2 separate regions of the Homo sapiens genome follow, and region 2 is linked to region 1. Evidence: chromatin contacts called from ENCODE Hi-C or POLR2A ChIA-PET data. All regions are on one chromosome and are shown on one strand. The core of a region is the stretch at or near the end of the contact, and the rest is flanking DNA. Distances in the headings are between cores, read along the strand shown.

The links. A loop is a pair of places that touch in the nucleus more often than their neighbours do. ChIA-PET counts read pairs that join two places held with the same protein, here RNA polymerase II (POLR2A). Pooled maps may share reads with other maps.
Region 2: a loop to region 1 is called in a map of breast epithelium, with 14 times the contacts of the local background. The contact joins two enhancer-like sites. A Hi-C loop is called at or near these places in 4 of 168 maps with a recorded cell type or tissue (Caco-2, aorta, breast epithelium and 1 more) and 1 of 50 pooled maps. POLR2A ChIA-PET finds 5 or more read pairs at or near these places in 7 of 52 experiments (A549, MCF 10A, PC-9 and 4 more).

Annotation. Positions count from the first base shown.
Region 1 is chr18:57,765,662-57,769,714 of GRCh38, reverse strand. All of the region lies in intron 1 of ATP8B1 (ATPase phospholipid transporting 8B1), which reads left to right. Among named protein-coding and RNA genes, the nearest start is that of ATP8B1, 36 kb to the left of the region's middle. Within about 2 kb of position 2,299, at least 3 of the 41 ENCODE cell types and tissues checked have a DNase peak (open chromatin) inside an H3K27ac peak, as active enhancers do.
Region 2 is chr18:57,726,935-57,730,987 of GRCh38, reverse strand. The region is part of intron 2 of ATP8B1 (ATPase phospholipid transporting 8B1); the gene reads left to right. Among named protein-coding and RNA genes, the nearest start is that of ATP8B1, 74 kb to the left of the region's middle. Within about 2 kb of position 1,999, at least 5 of the 41 ENCODE cell types and tissues checked have a DNase peak (open chromatin) inside an H3K27ac peak, as active enhancers do.

The sequences.
Region 1 (4,053 bases), core at 1,050-3,549:
GAGCTTACTTTCCCCACATCCATTTCAATTATCTACTCTGGAGTCATCTTTGGCCGTTTCTTGCCATTTGAGATAGTCCGATGGCATTTATGATATTTTAAAAATCAATTTAGAGTGAAGTGTGTGTGTTTTCATGAATTAAGGCTCAAACCAGTTGCCTACTGGCTTAATGAAGTACTAGCAGTTTCTTGCTTTACCCCAGCACCTCCAAGGAGCCTTGCACTGAGTTTCTTGCTGGTGGGTCTTGATTTTTAACTAAATGAGGAATTGGTGAATGAATGGTCTTCCATTCACAGTGGGTTTGGAGTGGGAAGGCGCACGGGCATACCTAGAAAGGCTCTAGAGAAACTAGCTTTATTTGAACCCAAGGAAGGCATTTAATAGCAGAGCAGGGAGAAGGGAGCCAATCAGATCTGGCAGGGCAGGCCCAGGAGGAAATACGGCTCTGAGGATGGAAGAGTCGTGGGGCAGGCAGAATGCGTGGCTCTAGGGAATGGCGGCCAGGCCTTCCTGGCCATCAGAGGTTTTGCGCAATGCATACACTTGGCTCTGCTTTCTTTCTGAGCTGGTCCTCCCCTTAATATGCCTGGGTCAGACCACGGTTGAGCAAGGAAGCTGTCCTGTCTGAGTACACTTCCCAAAGCCACCTGTCACTCACCATCAAGATAAGGATACTCAGCCACCCACCTTACTCACTGGGAAGCTGCCCACCTGATCCTTCATGGAAAGTGGAAGGCGGGCTCTGTTTATCTAGGCTGGTAAAGTCCTTGTGGAGCAGCTGGGAAAACAAGAACATCTCTGAATTTGTAGAATTATCATCTACCTCTGGCTTCTTGGACTTTTTAACTGGTTACAGTGTTTGCTGCTATGGTCAGCCCAAGGGTTAAGCCTTTCTCTTGGGTGTGTGTTTCATTTTACAGCATAACTCATTTCCTCCTTGCATCAATTTCCACTTCTATCCTTGGCATAGGGATTTGTTACCAACTTGGCATGCAACCGTCTCTTGCATTTTATTTTTAGAACTTGGAGTAAGGATTAGCTATGTAATATTTTGAATCCTTCATACTGACTTTGGTAAAATACACAATAGAGAAAGCTTTAAAAGCTTAGCTTTTTTTTTTTTTTTTTGGCATGTAAACAGTAAAAATGGCCTTTTAGAATTCTAATCTGGACTATGTTTTCCTCCCTCAATTCCCTTGACTGGTTATTTTTAGGATTTACAGATGGCTTTGGAGAATAGGTATGATTCTAGGATTCTTCTTAGTAGCTTAAGAAAATTCTTTTTTTTCTTTTCTTTTCTTTTCTTTTTTTTTTTTTTTTTTTTTTTTGAGACAGGGTCTCACTCTGTTGCCCAGGCTGGAGTACAGTGGCATGATCTTTGCTCACTGCAACCTCCGCCTCCTGGGTTCAAGCAATTTTCCTGCCTCAGCCTCCCCAGTAGCTGGGACTACAGGTGCCCCCCACCACACCTGGCTAATTTTTGTATCTCTTAGTAGAGATGGGGTTTCACTATGTTGGCAAGGCTGGTCTCGAACTCCTGACTGCAGGTGATCTGCCTGCCTCAGCCTCCCAAAATGCTGGGATTACAGGCGTGAGCCACTGCTCCCAGCCAGAATTCCTTATATCTCATTATAAAAGTGATATCTAGGATATTTGTAGACTGTATATAATGTATAATTGTTAATTGTCTTGCTTTATACCCTATAGATTTTTTAAAAATCAATTTAGAGCTCTCTGTGTATATATTTGTATGTGTGTGTGTTTTCATGAGTGAAGACCCAAACCAGTTGCTTGCTGGCTTCAGGCAGTAAAACCAAAATGCCTGGCAAGTCTTAGATCTAATCCTGCTTATACTTCATTTCCTGGACCAGTGCTGGCTTAGGGAACTTTCTGGGATGATGAAAGTGTTCTGCTTTTTTTTTTTTTAGATGGAGTTTTGCTCTCGTTGCCCAAGCTGGAGTGCAATGGCACGATCTTGGCTCACTGCAACCTCTGCCTCCTGGGTTCAAGCGATTCTCCTGCCTCAGCCTCCTGAGTAGCTGAGATTACAGGCGCGCACCACCAAGCCTGGTTAATTTTTTGTTATTTTAGTAGAAACAAGGTTTCACCATGTTAGCGAGGCTGGTCTCGAACTCCTGACCTTAGGTGATCCACCCACCTCGCCCTCCCCAAGTGCTGGCATTACAGGCATGAGCCACCGAGCCTGGCCCAAAAGCGTTCCTGTTTCTAGCCCCTAGTCACAGGTGGCTGTTGAACACTTGAAATGAGGCTAGTGCAACTGCTGATCTGGCTTCTAATTTTAGCTAATTTAATAGCCACACATGGCTCGTGGCCACTGTACTGGATGGCACAATGGCCTTGGGTTTTTCTTACCTGAGCAGCAGAAGGCTTTCTGAGGAAATGGAGCTTGGGTTGTGTGAGATGATGCGAGAATTAGAGGGGCATGTACAACTGCCCCCTTCCCCACCTGCTTAGTCTGCGACTCTACTGGACCTATGCCTTCTCCCGGAGCTGATGAGCTCACCTTAGTTCTTAGAGCTTCAATTCTTGAATGCTGCAAGCCTGCCTGAGGTTGGCTTCCTTTTATCCTGTGGATAAACTGTAGGATTCCAACGTCCTTTTTGATAGACCTCACCTCTCTCTTCCTTATTCATTACTTTCCCCATCACTCTCTGACTGCCCATGACATGGAAAGATTTGCAATTTCAAGAACAGGCTGTTCTTACCTCTAGACCTGTGCAAATCGGACACTCTCCACCTGAAATGCTCTGTCCCTTTCATGCACCTGTCTGACTCCTACATGTCCTGTAGGTCTCAGGTTAGACCTCAATTTCTGCAACACCTCCTCTAGGAAAGGCTTTCTTGACCTCTCCTAGGACAGGTGGATGCATTACCTAGTATGTATACTGGGTGGATTCCCATCACAGCACACTTGATTGAAACTGCTTCTTTACCTACAAGTCCCTCCTCCTGCCCTAGAGCTTCTTAAAGGGTGGTCCCTGTACCGGCAGCACTGGCATCACCCGGGAGCTTGATGGAAATGAAGAGTCTTGGACCCCAGCCCAGTCCCCCTGAGTCAGAAATCCTGAGTGTAGGTGCTAGCAATTTGTGCTCAACAAGCCCACCAGAGGATTTTCATATGTGCTAAAGTTTCAGAGCCATTGGGCTGAACTCTTAGCCCCATTAAGGTAGGATGTGTGATTTTTGGTTTCCCACTGTCCCTAGCTTTTAGCACACTGCCTGGCTAGATACTTGAGAAACACAGTCAGAGAAGAAATTCCAGTTATTCTTTTGGCAACTTGTCTGATCAGGAAATTTTTTAGTTGAAATCAGTTTAAATCTCTTCTCCTTTCTCCAAAGGAGATAAAGAACAACTGAGTACTTAAAAAAAATTTATTGTTATCTGGGCTCGGTGGCTCCTGCCTGTGGATCACCTGAGGTCAGGAGTTCGAGACCAGCCTGGCCAATATGGTGAAACCGTGTCTTTACTAAAAATACAAAAAATCAGCCAGGCGTGGTGGCAGGCACCTGTAATCCCAGCTACTTGGGAGGCTGAGGCAGGAGAATCACTTGAATCTGGGAGGCAGAGGTTGCAGTGAGCCAAGATGGCACCATTGCACTCCAGCCTGGGCAACAAGAGCAAAACTCTGTCTCAAAAAAAGAAAAGAAAAGAAAAAAAAATTATTGTGATAAAATATACACAACATACAATCTACCATCTTAACATTTTTTTTTTTCTTTTTGAGACAGAGTCTTGCTTTGTTGCCCCAGCTGGAGTGCAATAGCATGATCTCAGCTCACTGCAACCTCTGCCTCCGGGGTTCGAGCGATTCTCCTGCCTCAGCCTCCTGAGTAGCTGAGATTACAGGCACCTGCCACCATGCCCGGCTAATTTTTGTATTTTTAGTAAAGACGGGGTTTCACCATGTTGGCCAGACTGGTCTCTAACTCCTGCCCTCAGATGATCCAGTCAGCTTCCCAAAGTGCTCGGATTACAGGTGTGAGCCAATGCGCTTGACCTTAACCTTTTTTTTTTTTTTTCTTTTGAGACAG
Region 2 (4,053 bases), core at 750-3,249, 38 kb after region 1:
TTATGCGGGCAAGAATCTGCATGTTACTGCACCCAGAAATTTTTAAAGGATACATATCAATCAGTCTTAGATGTTAACTATTAGTATTGTTAAATTGGCGGTATGAGTTATATAAATAACCATCCTTGTGTATGTGTGTGTGTGTGTGTGTGTATATATATATATATATATATATATATATATATGTATATGGTCTGCCCAGGGTCAGGCCAGCATCAGAGGCAGGGTCTAGACCAAGGCCAGCAAACTTTTTCTGTAAAGGGCCAGCAAGTAAACATTTTAGGCTTTGTGGACCACGTGGTCTCTGCCAATGTTGAGTGTAAGTGACCGCAGACAGTACATCACTGAAGGCAGTAGAACATGGCTTGCTTTTACCATGATGCCTTTTCTTTTGTGGCTTTTCTATTTCATCTCCTGCTGGTTCTCCCACCCTGGCAAACAGATGTGGGCTTCTCTTGTAGCTCTTCTCCATGAGCAAGCTGAGACTTTTCTCTCTGGACCCCAGATTTGATATCAGGCTGAAAATATTTCCTCCATGGTGTTCCCTAAAATTCTAGCCGAACAACCTTAGCATCACATTCACAGAAATCATTATCATAGTGTTCTGGTTTCAGCGCTCCAGACACGCCTCCCTGCAGCCTTAGTCAGAGAAGCCTCGGATTTTAGCTGGTTTTCCCGAGGTCTCTGTTACTGCCATTCTGCCCTTGAAGGCTTTCTAGAAGCCTCTTTTTCCCCCATGCCAAACCCCCCCTCTAGTTTCTCTTTCTTGGGTTCTGCTATCTGGATGAGCTATTTTTTTCTAATAATTTTAACCTGTAGAAGATGTGATATGCATGAAATCCCATTTCTGCAATGATTCTTCCTGTTCTGGTCACAGAATCTGCCTGTGGGGAGATTCTCAGTGTGGGGAGTGCATGCACCCCGCGAGCCCCATCTCACCCAAATGTGGGGAGGCCATTGACTCCTGTATGTTGTGTGTCCGCTACCTTTCCATAGCAAACATTTAGATGGATTACCTCTTAGAGTGGGTTTCTGGTTTTGATTTCAAGCTGTTGAGGATTGAGCTTAAGTGCCTTCTGCCTTGAATCAGAAGGTACTAAACTCATGATACTTGACCAAAATTAAAGTGAAATTCCCTGCCGGGCACAGTGGCTCACGCCTGCAATCCCAGCACTTTGGGAGACTGAGGTGAGTGGATCACCTGAGGTCAGGAGTTCAAGACCAGCCAGACCAACATGGTGAAACCCCGTCTCTACTAAAAATACAAAAATTAGCCAGGCGTGGTGGCAAGTGCCTGTAGTCCCAGCTATTTGGGAGGCTGAGGCAGGAGAATCACTAGAACCCGGCAGGCAGAGGTGGCAGTGAGCTGAGATGGTGCCATTGCACTCCAGCCTGGGCAACAAGAGTGAAACTCCAACTCAAAAAAAAAAAAAAAAAAGAAAGAAAGAAAATGGAATTCCCACCAATCTGAACAGGAAGGTGGCCTCTGTCATAACAGGTCCAGACTGGATATTGGTGAACTAGCTAAAGCTGAAGCAGCCAGACAAGTTACAAGGAAGTTCTAGTTGATTGCCCAAACAGTGAATAAAACATGCTTCTTCCTCATTCCTTTCCCCGCTAATTGCACTGCTTAGTCTCCTATCACAATTTTGGAATCTCTACCAAATGTAGATATCTGATGGGGTGGCAGGAGAATTGGCTCCATGGGGTCCAGGGTCAACTTTGCTCTTGGTGCTTGGTGGCACGCCATCAGACGTGTAGTCCGAGACACAGCAAAGGGACCGGGATTGGGTGCCTGCAGAAATGTCAGAGACGCATGTAGTGGGTGGAAACTCTCATCCCCTGTTTTTTTACAACTCTGCCTGCCCATTCTGGTGGTTAGGATCCTTTCCTGATCATTCAGTTTGCAGGTCATATGTTTTGTAGATTTCTACCCTCGGTATATGGGCATTAAAAGAGCTCAGTCTTGGCCGGGTGCGGCGACTCATGCCTGTAATCCCAGCACTTTGGGAGGCCAAGGAAGTTGAATCGCCTGAGGTCAGGAGTTCGAGACCAGCCTGGCCAACATAGTGAAACCCCATCTCTATTAAAAATACAAAAATTAGCCCGGCATGGTGGTGCACACCTATAATCCCAGCTACTCGGGAGGCTGAGGCAGGAGAATCGCTTGAACCTGGGAAATGGAGGTTGCAGTGAACCAAGATCCCACCACTACACGCCATCCTGGGTGACAAAGTGAGACTCCATCTCAAAAAAAAAAAAAAAATGCTCAGTCTTGAATCTTAGTCATGTTTTCCAAGGGTGATTTATATTCCTAGGGGATTTGGGTGGTTCTCGCTTCTCAAAACCCATATCAAATGACTTTGCCTGTGACTTTTTACAAAAATTCTTATTCTAATACCTCTCTGCGCCCTTCCCAAGCACACAGATGATGTTCAGTAAATGCCAGACCTCTTTCCTCCCATTTCCCATGTGCCCTGCCTCCCTCACAGCCAGTCTGCTCTCCTTCTTTCCTCCCTTCCTCTCTTTGCCCTCTTCATCCCTCTTTCCTTTCCCACTATATTCTCATTTGTGCAATTTCCCAGTTAAGGTCAGTGTCACCCTGACTTCTCTTTCTTTTTTTAATCATCATCTGTCTTTCTTGACATTTCACATCCTGAATAATTTCCTTCAGAGAATCAGTTCTTTAAGACATCAGAACATGAGTCACCCTGCGAGGTACCACCAGACTAACACCAGGGACCAGCACCCATTCTAGCAAAACACTGCCTAAGCAGCCTGAACTGCGCTAGTTTCTTTAATGAGGGTTGTAGCACAGAAAGTTGCTTTCTTTTTTTTTTAAAGAAAGGAAATCCTCTAGCCCAACTAAGCTTTCCTGTTAAACAAGTGCTTTGAGAGACCCATTCAGAGTACTTTTCACTAGAAGGACCTTTATTGTGTTTTGTGAGAAGGAAGGACAGGCACAAACATGCTGTTAGAATGTGCCATGGAGAAAGATAAGCCCACAGGTTCGAGTGGAGTAACTTTACCCTTTGTGTAAAGATTCAGCAAAGATTCTCAGAAATGAGCGGGAATGTTTTCAGTGCTATGGGATGAGCTCTGTCGTTTCCTGATGAACACACTTCTCAGCATGTGTTCTGGGAAACACTAGTTTTTGTATTTTTGGAGTTTTCTTGTTGTTTGTTTGTTTGTTTTTGTTTTGAGATGGAGTCTCTCTCTGTCGCCCAGACTGGAGAGCAGAGGCGCGATATCGGCTCACTGCAACCCCGCTCCTGGGTTCAAGCGATTCTCCTGCCTCAGCCTCCCAAGTAGCTGGGATTACAGGCGTATGCTACCACGCCTGGCTAATTTTTGTATTTTTAGTAGAGACAGAGTTTCACCATGTTGGCCAGGATGGTCTCGATCTCCTGAACTTGTGATCCACCAGCCTCAGCCTCCCAAAGTGCTGGGATTATAGGCGTGAGCTACCACACCCGGCCTTAAAGTGATATCTTCATAAAATAATCTGGAATTAAGAATGTGGGGTCTTTAGCGCATCTATGAATTAATATTTAGTTGGAACCAAAACACAGATAAAGATGGCTCATTGAAACGTATCAATCGTAGGATATCCTAGGGAATCTGTGAAAAGTGCTGAGGGAGCTGTTCCACTTAATAAGATGAATTTTCCATTTTCGGCACATACCACATATGGGAGTCTACTCTGGCTACTTATTTTCTTTCTTTCTCTGATCGGTTGTAAATTACCATCCACCTCCACAGCCTAAAAACACCAGAGTAATTGATGCTTGTAAAGCCGCAGGGTGAGGGGTATTCCTGCACTGAGTGATTACTGATGGGGAAGGGTGGTGATACTGTGCCATCTCATTTTATTTTATTCTTTTTATTTATTTGTTTATTTATTTATTTGACAGAATCTCGCTCTTGTTGCCCAGGCTGGAGTGAAGTGGCGTGATCTCAGCTCACTGCAACCTCCGCCTCCCGGGTTCAAGTGATTCTCCTGCCTCAGCCTCCCGAGTAGCTGGGATTACCGGCGCCCGCCATCACGCCCAG